2 separate regions of the Homo sapiens genome follow, and region 1 is linked to region 2. Evidence: chromatin loops called from intact Hi-C (ENCODE). Cell type or tissue: PC-3. All regions are shown on one strand. Each heading gives the region's core, and the rest is flanking DNA. Links, peaks and the distances in the headings are about the cores only.

Region 1 (5,382 bases), core at 304-5,303, 73 kb after region 2:
TCAAGTACTGCCAAGTTGAATGATAGTACTCTTAAGTTTCCCAAGCATTTTTAGACCAGCAGTTTTTCATTTCCATAAAGATCTAATAAATTTGGTTAATATTTTCCACAGAGAATAGCTGTAATGAAAGCATAAAATTTAAGTTAATCTAAACAACAAATATGTACCAAGCACAAGGCATACAAATGTAGACAGGACGTTCTTGGGTTATGAGAAATGGATTTCAGTAACTTGCTCTCCCTTCAGTGTCCTTCCAGAAGATATGGGGCCTTCAGGTACAGCATTTCTCTGGTGTCAGAATATATAGTCTGTCTACAAAAGGAGCTCTAGTATCATCCAGGGCAGGTGATGACACTGTCTACAACTGCTAACCCTCTACCATCAGATAAACTAAAGAGTGAAGGATGCAGAGAAATGAATAAAATTAAAAGAATTCTGTCAAGGGAAATTAGTATTCTTTCAACCTTCCTCAATCTCATATGATGTCGACACAGATACACAGGATATCACATGCTCTTTTTGTCAGTTACCTGTGACTATGGATGCTGACAAAAGCACTTTTCTAAACCCAAACACCAAGGGCCAGACTTTCCAATGCTTACACAGCAGCATGTATGTTAATACCTGCATTATCAAAGGAGGAAACTGAAGATTTGGAATGGTGAAGTACATTGGCTAGGGTCCAGCTCATCCGCAAGAAGACAAAACTCCAGTGAGTTTTGAGTCAGGTTATCTCCTAAGTCCGTGTTTCCACCATTATAGCACATATGATCTTTGAGAAAATGGATAGGAGAAAGGCACCCATTGCAAAGGAATAACATGAGCAAAACAGAGCAGCAGAAGTCAACAGAACATTCTCAGGCCCTGCACACCCAAGTTTGCTAGAACAAGGGCAGGGGAACACTCAGCTACCTGGTTTGTTCACCCAACCTGCCCTGTCTACTGCACTTCCACGCCAGGACAGTGGCCCTGTTCAAAGGTCAAAACCAGTCCCACTCTGATGCTCCCCTCCCTGGCTCCATTCTCACTTCAGCATGATGATCTTCTCATGGTCCCTGAGAATATCTTAGCATCTGTAATGGCCATCGGCCATTGAGTAAATCCCAGTTTTAAACTTGCCTATAAAGAACGAACTTAGTGTGCTTTTCTGCTGCTTTCTCTCATTGAACACAGTTCTTTCTCTTCCTTCAAGAAGAACCTTTCTGAAGCACCTTGAATTTCCTAGTTTATAATCTCTGTGAACTCCTGCTATCAAGAGCTCTGCAGAGCTAGCTTCCATAACCTGTCCTCTTTGGTGACTCTCTCGTAACACCAAAAGCTCCCTTCTAACACCAACAGGCAAAAGATGGTCATGGTTTAATATTTTAGGTACTGTTCCAGAATTAGCCAGACTGTGGTTCTTAATGTTTGCATCTGTTTGTTTACAGAAATGGTGGTATTGATCTAATGGAACACTGGAACTTGGTCTTTACAATGGCAAGTTGTGGATGATAAGGTTGAAAAAGACAAGAGAGGAGTCTAGAAATCCAGTCAGAGATTAGATTTCACATCCCAGGTCACAAAATGGTAGGGAGATAATACATTTGTGAAAGCTTTATTTGGTAAAAGAATGCAAGATAACCAAAGAGGAGACAAATGTCATAGCAATCCAGCTATGAGTTGTGTACTCTGTGCTGGAATGGTAAACCAAGCATGGCAAGATATCTCAAAGGAAAAATGAACAGAACTGTCAATTAACTGTATATGAGGTAAAACAAAGGAAAAAAGACAAAGAGATGAGTTTTGAAACCAATATGTTGAAGCTCATAGTATCAGCTCATTTATTTAAGTGAAATATATGAAGGAATTGTTTAAAATAAAAACCAAGGAATTTTTAAAATAGCATGCCAAAGTAAGTAAATACATAATAAGTATGCCTCCAAGAAGTAAGGCTAAGAGAGAAACCAATTTAGATCAGTGGCCTCTTTCAGGAAGAGAGAAGGTTCTGCCCTATCCAGCATTTTCTATAAGGACAAGAGAAAATATTTTTTCAGTCTTCCAAAGACAGCTACCGGAATATTTAGGAACAGTCCTAAAAATCAAGAAACAGAATCTTCTGAATATGGAGGAATGATCATTAAAACAAAGAGGAATGGAGAATAGCAAAGCCATTTTGCAGCTAAACTTGCTGAGCCCCAAAATTATCCACTCATGTTTATGTTAGCAGTACTATAAAACTTATATATATGCTCTATTATCAAATACATTTTTCCACTTTCTAGTAGGTAAAATTCATGGAAACACTTAATTTTCTTTATTTATGCAGATTTTTACCTCTCTAAAAAATGCTGCTGCTGAGCTTTCTATTTTTGTTCATTCCAGTTGAAATGCGATGATTCATCGGTCATCACCACAATGGCCACACGCATGTGGAAGAGAAGCTCATGATTCTAATCTGCACAGTTGCTGGCGGCTAGATATGCCTAAAGAGGATGTGAAACAGCAGCTTCACTTCCAATGGAGATCCGGACAGTAATAAAACAGTTTCGCAATCTCTTCACTAAATACATCTTTGTTTGCATGGTCTATGTATATTGTCATGGGGCAGGTGCAGGAAAATATAAAATATACATATTTAAAATCCTACTGAGCTGCTGTGAAGTCAGTGACAAAGAAAAACACACACACGCTGGGGCTTCATGCATGTAGTTAAATAAATAACTTTGAGATCATCAAAAAGAGTCAGCACACCCATATTTCTTACTTGGCGCTCATTACTGTTCAAAGACACCATTTTTTTTTAATGCTGAGCCATCTTAAAACTTTGTCAGGCAACATTAAATTCTTCAAGTCTTAAGCCCTAAAGAAAGTTACCAGTAATGGGCAGTAACATTAAGTTAGCTTTGCATTTAAGAAAAAATATTTATCCATCTGCCTTCTCCCACAGAGTACTTTGGATCACTCTCAGTGGCCATCGTTCTCTGTCCTGTCTTCATGCAGCTGGGCTGAGCAGCAGCATGCCACAGAAAGGGGCCAGCGGAACTCAACTGTCCAAAGAAATGTCCAAACTGCTTCTGTTACGTAAAGCCAATGTCACTTTCCTTTTTTAAAGGAAGCCCTGGGGTGTAATCCTGCCTGAGATGAGTCCACTGACACGACAAAAATCTAAAATGTGTAACTATTTGGAGGAAAGTCAGTGTGTATCTTCCACTTGAAAGGTATAATTCCTTAAAAGGGACATAAAAATATTTTTTCTATTGTATACTCTAACAGTCAATAACTCACAAGGAAACCGAATAGAGAGCGAAAGATGGAGCACTCTGGACTAATGTGAAAAACAAACTCAAGGCCGGGCACGGTGGCTCACACTTGTAATCCCAGCACTTTGGGAGGCCAACAGGGGCAGGTCATGAGGTCAGCAGTTCAAGACCAGCCTGGCCAACATGGTGAAACCCCGTCTCTACTAAAAATACAAAATTAGCCAAGCGTGATGGTGCACACCTGCAATCCCAGCTACTCAGGAGGCTGAGGCAGGAGAATCGCTTGAACCCGGGAGGCAGAGGTTGCAGTGAGCCGAGATAGCGCCATGGCACTCCTGCCTGGGCAGTAGAGTAAGACTCCATTTCAAAAAAAAAAAAAAACTCATAAGCAGACTTCAGGAAAATGCCAAACAATAAAATACATCTCCATATTGGACAATATGGTGACCCCAACAACCCAGATAGACGCACTGACAAATATCTTCTAAATGCATCAGTACATTGTTTGTACCCTCATTTGGGGAAAAATATGCAAAAAAGATACCTAGGAACAAGTGGGAAAATCTGATATGGATTAGGTATTACAGAAAATATTAGAGAATTGTTACTAATTGTCTAAGACGTGCTATGGCATTGTTATAAAAGAGAACGTCTTTGTTTTTAGAATGCTAACAATTGATGAATCTAGGTGCTAAATTTCTGGTTGTATTCCTTCACCTTTTCTGCATTATTGAAAATATAATAAAAAATGAAGAAAAATAAAGGCATAAAAGAAGTTGTATTTAAAAAGAGAACATTAAAATAAAATTCATGATTTAAGTGATAAGAAAGAAATATCCTTAGAGTATTACAGTCAAGTAAAGATACCAGGCCAGTAAGTAAACTCTGAAGCTAGCTTTCTCACTAGAAACATTTAGCTAACCTGAGGATCCTGAACTTTCCCCTTGACGGAGACGTGGGCACAAAGCACTGGAGGCTGTGTGTGGGCCTCATCCAGACTGGAAAGTCTAAAACCAAACTCCTGAACAGACCTAGGATTTTCCAAGGACTATATGCTGTGAGTTAGAATCACTGTAAATTACAAAAAATCTATTCCACACAAGGGAGAGCAAAGAAGTTCTCAATCTAGACCCTAAATACTGGACAGAGGGGGATAATTTTTTTCTAGACTCATAAGCAGAAGTTGGCATCTAACCAAGCTTGTAGCCTAAATTTATATTATCTTTGTGGGAGAAGAAACCTCAAGCCCAGAAATTAACCTGAGCAGGATCCAAGGTTGTTAATGCCTTAGTTATCCATCAAAACAAAAGGCAAATTCACTCAGGGTGAATACACCTTCAATCCAGGCCTCAAAGAATTTCTAAAGAGTGTGAACTTACAGCTTAAAAAACAAAATCACAAGCCAGGGTAACGTAGGGAGACCCTGTCTCTACGAAAAATTAACTGGGCGTGGTGATGTGTGCCTATGGTCCCAGCTACTTGGAAGGCTGGGATGGGAGGATCGCTCGAGCCCGGGAGGCAGAGGTTGCACTGAGCCGAGATTGTACAACTGCACTCCAGCCTGGGTAATAGACCAAGACCCTGTCTCAAAATATAAATAAACTAAAAATTCTCACAAAGAAAACAAAGAAACAAAGATCAGTGAACAAGACTCAGCAGAAGTATTATATTGCTGAATCAACTCACAAAGAGTTTCTAATTTGGTATTATCAGAATTTAAAGTAAATATGTTTAAGATGTTTAAAGGAATAAGAGATTGAAAATATGAGGAAGGATAAAGAAAATTTTTTAATGTCTAGCTAGGAAAAAAAATACCATCTAGAAATGATAAATATAATTGTAATTAAAGTGCTAATGTAAAAATTGGCAACAGTTTTTAAATCCCACAATGTCAAATGCTGGTGAAGATGGTTCAGTACGAATGAAGTCAACTTTCAGAAACAATTTGACATTATCTAGTGAAGTTGCAATAAGCATACTCATGGCCCAACAATTCCATTACAAGTTATATATCCAAGAAAAACTCCTGTACATGTTCAATGGAAGATAAATACATGAATGTTCATGGCAATGATATGTGTAACAGTTAAAAACAGAAAATAAATAAACTATGGTACATTCATAGAAAACAATACAGCGATAA
Region 2 (5,382 bases), core at 168-5,167:
CTGCTGAAATGCTTGGTAAAACAGGTAAAAGGATGATGGGTTCTGGGGATCAGGACCTTTCGCTTCAAATTCCAGCTCCACCGCTTTGGATGTGCATTATTTTGGCCCAGACACTTTTCTCTAAGCCTATTTCCTCCTCTGGAAAATTATTAGTGGTATTCATCTTGTACACGTATTCTTTGGGACTAAGAAAAAATGAAAGACTTACACTTTCTAGCAACAATATAAGGTCAACAAATGTTAGCTTTAGTATTAGTACTAGCACCAGTAGTATTAGTACCGCTAGCAGTTACTGCAGCTGTGCAACAGAGAACGGAAGTGTCCACCATCTTCATTGAAGGAACTGCTCCGTGGTGGATTATTTTCCTATTAAAGTTTATACTTTAAAGCATCAAACCTTTTTATCCCGCCCATTTGGAAGGAAATGCTATTTATTTATTTATTATTTTTTAGAGATAGGGGTCTCAATCTGTCACCCAGGCTGGGGTACAGTGGCACAATCACAGCTTACTGCAGCCTCAAACTCTTGTGTTAAAGTGATCCTCCTGCCTCAGCCTCCCAAGTAGTAGGGACTATAAGCACATGCCATCATGCCCCGTTAGAGATGGAGTCTCACTATGTTGCCCAGGCTGCTCTTGAACTCCTGGCCTTAAGCCATCCTCCCCTCTCCGCCTCCTGAGTTGCTGGGATCACAGAACTGAGCCACCAAGCCCAGCTGGAAGGAAATGCGTTTCAAATGCACATCACGGTCACTGGCTTAGCAGAGTGGAGTCTATCTTCCTTGGCAATTCAGGACCATCTTTAGGATCAATACTTACTATCTTATATAACTTATGACAGTAGAGGTATTGTCAGGGGCTACCCAAGTGGGCAGGCTTCATTCAGGTGACCTATCCGTTCAACTGCTATGTTTTTCTTGAAGCTGGTGACTCTGTCAGGAAAACTCAGAACAATTCTCAGAAAGGTTCATAGGACACTAAATGTCTTAGGGTCACATGGAGCTAATACATAAGGGAGCAGTCACTTGAACCCAAAAGTATCTGGCTTGGAAATCAACTCTCTCTAACAACCCATACTGAACTCAGCTGTCACTGTATACACACAACAGAACTGGAAACTCTGCAAAAGATCTAGCAGGATTTGAATTCCACACGATATGAGCAAATGTTGAACAGGGCGACAGGATACAGCTACCAAAAAGCCTAATGGTAAAACAAAGACAAACAATTATTTCTCAAATTTTATCATTTGTACGGATATTCAAAGGAATTTTAATGTCTTAAGCACACCTTGACAGATGGTGCATTCCTATGATTACTTACTTTCATTTTACTGTCCTCAATTCTCTCCTTCACAGTTATGGTAGCCAACAAAAGCAACAGCAGCATAATGTCTATTAAACATGTACAGTGTGCTAGAAACTGTGGTAAGTCCTTTACAGAACCACAGCCCCCCTGAATGTACTCAAAATTCTGCAGTAAATGACTAACATGCCAACGTAAACACATTTAAAAAAAATCTTCATTTAAATTTATTAAACAGTCCAGAATTCATAAAGCAATGTAAAAACATTCAAGATTCCATTTAGTAAACACATCTCCTGGAATACAGCACTAGTTGCTGTTTAAACCCTGGTGATTGAGTTCTATGTTCAGTGGAAGCAGAGTCGAGCTGGAAGCAATGAAAGACTTATTTTGAAACAAAGTTAAGTTTCCTATAAAGAAGTCAAATTATGTTTGGGTTCATTCTCTTTTTCAAAGTTTTCCTCTTCCTTACTCTCACATTTAAGAAATTACCTTTAAGCAAAAAGAACTTGCTCAGAAGATAGCAGTCACTAAGAATCAGGCATCACCGGCCTTGAACCTCAGTATACCACATTCTTTTTTCTTTCTTTAGCACCAGAAGGATACCTCTCTTCTCGATTCAGTAGTCCCCCTTACCCTTAGGGGATACATTTCAAGACCCTCAGTGGGTGCCTGAAACCACAGATAGTACTGTACCCTCTATACTCTATGCTTTTTCTTATACATACATACCTATGATAAAGCTTAATTTATAAATTAGGCACAGAGATTAACAAAAATAATTACTAATAAAACAATTATAATAATATACTATTCACAGTCTCATGGATAGATTCTTTCTTCCTGTAGATCTTAGCAACCTCAGCGTATTTTTTTTTTCTTTCCTTATTAAGTCGGGAACTTTCACCTTTTCACTGAAGGAAGCACTTTACAGCTTCTTTTTGGCATATCCAAATTGACAGCGCTAGTCTTGCACTTTGGGAGCATTATTAAGTCAAATAAGGGTTACTTGAACACAAGCACTGTGAGACTGCAATACTCCATCTGATAACTGAGGGTGACTGCTAGGTGACTAATGGGTAGGTCGTGTATACGCATGGATACGCTTGATGAAAGAATGATTCATGTCCCGGGGGATACGGGATTCCATCATGCTTCTCAGAACAGTGCACGACTGTAAACCTATGAACTGTTTATTTCTGGAATTTTCCATGTAATATTTTTAGACTGTAGTTGACCAAAGGTAACTAAAAGCACAGAAAATGAAACCTCAGATAAGGGGGGCACTGCTGTACTTTCAGTAGAGAGTTCTCGTAAGTATATTGCTCTTTTCTGGACACCTACAAACACAAATTGGCCAGAACATCATGAAGCATGTTTAGTGTGAAGACAAGTAAGAAGGGCTTGGTGATCTTAGTTCCAACCTTTGGCAGCTTCTTCATGGAGATAAACACGAGGGTAGAAAGTTCTGTGCAAGTCTGGCTGTGCAACCAGCCTCTCTTAATTGTGTAAGACCCACATGGAATGGTAAGAAATAATTGCCACCACAATGGACAACAAAATCTCACTAATGTGAATTAACAGGCAAAAAAGCTAACCTGGATTACATTATCTTTTTTAATGGAAATACAGTTGTATATTTAATACACACACACACACACACACACACACACACACACACACAAACATGCATCCTCCAATTAGACTAACAGTGTAGAGGGTCTTGGGACCTGCTTAAAGGATAGGGACTCTTAGTGAATCATGCATTACTGCAAGAAATACGTCTTCCCAAAGGCTTCAAAACAGGTGCCTTTCTTTGTAAGTTTAAACAGTGTCCTTGCAGTCTTGGGTATACAATAGGATTCTAAGTCAGTTCTCTCCATAACACATTTTGAAAGAAAAAAAGTCAAAGCAGGACAGGCATGGTGCTCACACCTGTAATCCCAGCACTGTGGGAGGCCAAGGCAGGTGGATAGCTTGTTCAAGACCAACCGGGGCAATGTGGCAAAATCCCATCTCCACTAAAAATACAAAAAATCAGCCGGCTATAGAGGCATGTGGCTACGGTCCCAGCTACTTGGGAGGCTGAGGTGGGAGGATCACTTGAGCCCACGAGGTCAAGGCTGCAGTGATCCATGATTGTGTCACTGCATTTCAGCCTGGGCAACAGAGCGAGACCCTATCTCAAATCAATCAATCAATCAATCAAAGCAGCACTATATGAATCATCATAAATGTCAAATTAGTAAGGTCTAAATTCTAGATTCTGCTTATTCATGCTTTGGGATCCCAGCCTCTATGCTTCTGGATCCTCCCATCTGTTAGGTCAACACCATTTACCTATATGTCTAGAAGAATGCTCCACTACATCACCTCACAGAAGGGCACAGGATCAAGATATTGAACATTTGATTTAATGCAGAAAAAGTAACTTTCCCAAAGCCTTGTGCTTTCCAGCCAGGCACTCGTTTCCTCACACAACAGCAGCATGGCTAACCAACAGCTTCCAGAAGTACCTGTAAAGATTGATAACTTTAGCTGGAGGAAAAGCTGGAGATTTTCTTCTCCATTCCCTGACTGTACTTATAAGCTACTTACTGCAGCCCGGCAAGGCTCTCCTCACCTGGACGGACAGCCTCCCTGTCGAGCTGACAAGAGCTGACGGATACACCCGCCAGAGGACTACTAAAGATCGGGATGCTGCTACCGCCATGTCCCTGGCACTCTTCAGGGCAAGCCTGGGTACCAATGTCTTCTCTTACTCATGGCAAACACTGACGTGGAACCAGCCTAAAAATTCTAACACAGCCCCTTCTCAATTAAATTTATTGAATGTGTTTTTGGTATTCGAAGCTCATTTTTATGTTTGCAATAATGTCAGTACAACTGATCCATTATTATTAAACTACAGTTTTTAATAAAACTCCATTTCACCATAACATCTAAAATACTGCAGCTGAACTTGATTAATTATACCCTAGAAGAAAGTAATAACAGATTTCCCTATTTCAAATACAAAATGGGAAGCTCCTGTTTTATTCTTCTAATTATATGAGAATGGGCAAAGTAATATACCCTCCCTGTCAACAAATTTCAGAAACTTGCTTTTATCTTTTTATTTTTCCTCCAGTCAGAGTCCTTGTTAATGACAGGAGCATATCATAATTTAATTAGCTGACACCAACTGGCAATCTACCCACTTCTTTTTAATTGGAATCATTTCATAGAACTATCCATAAAGGCCCATTTTGCATAACTAATAACCTTCATAAACAAGACCTTTGGAAAACTGCTGACTTTAATGGAAAGAGATAAAACACTTGGACACAGGCACCATGTTCCCACTTCACAGAAGACTAGGGACACAGAATTTACTCTGCAATGTATATAACAGAGCTAATTCAGGAAGCACGAATCGGGTTTCCCGGATCTGGATAGCAAAAAACTTCCAGAAAGTCAACTTCCCCACCGCCTCACGAAAGCATCCTAATAGTTTTGTATAGTGGAAAGAACACAGGCTTGAAAATCTGAATTTGTCTTTCTTCTTTCTTTAGACAAGGTCTCACTGTGTTGCTCAGGCTGGAGTACAGTGGCTATTCACACACTCAATCATAGTAAACTATAGCCTTGACCTCCTGGGCTCATGGGATCCTTCTGCTTTAGCCTCCTGAGTTACTGAGACTACACATGCCTGGCTCAGATGCAAATTTTAATCTGAGCTACAATGTGACCTTGATCAAGTTCAGAAACTTCTCTGAGCTTCTGGTTCTTATTTGCAAAATGAAAGCGGTATAACATCTAACTCAAAAGGCTGTCAGGAATATTAGTTATAATGTATGTAGTGTCAGCAGCGAATAGCTCAATAAATAGCTTTTATTCTCCCAATTATTACATATTAAATTTGACTAATAATACTGAATTGTTGGGATCATATTAGATAATTTTGTGCAAGTGCTTAGACAATTAAAAGGCAATATAGGCATCTGAGCTTCACTGGATTAAAGACAAGTTTTAAAGTGCTGTTCTTACATTTTACTTGTTTTGATTATTGATTAACTGCTATATACTCACCAAATGT

What was found. Peaks named below come from ENCODE experiments on the same cell type or tissue, not always from the same donor. Only the 100,000 strongest peaks of a DNase experiment are listed, where the experiment ranks them.
Region 1: a loop joins it to region 2, with 8 times the contacts of the local background. A loop is called at or near these places in 2 of 110 quality-filtered maps.

The regions. Positions count from the first base shown.
Region 1 is chr1:246,212,682-246,218,063 of GRCh38, forward strand. The region is part of intron 5 of SMYD3 (SET and MYND domain containing 3); the gene reads right to left. Among named protein-coding and RNA genes, the nearest start is that of SMYD3-AS1, 110 kb to the left of the region's middle. In PC-3, for the core only: no CTCF peak of the experiment used is centred there; a DNase peak (open chromatin) is centred at 2,460; H3K27ac peaks cover 1,446 bases.
Region 2 is chr1:246,140,178-246,145,559 of GRCh38, forward strand. All of the region lies in intron 5 of SMYD3 (SET and MYND domain containing 3), which reads right to left. Among named protein-coding and RNA genes, the nearest start is that of SMYD3-AS1, 34 kb to the left of the region's middle. RefSeq lists an enhancer at 1-512. In PC-3, for the core only: no CTCF peak of the experiment used is centred there; a DNase peak (open chromatin) is centred at 2,384; H3K4me3 peaks cover 537 bases; H3K27ac peaks cover 3,822 bases.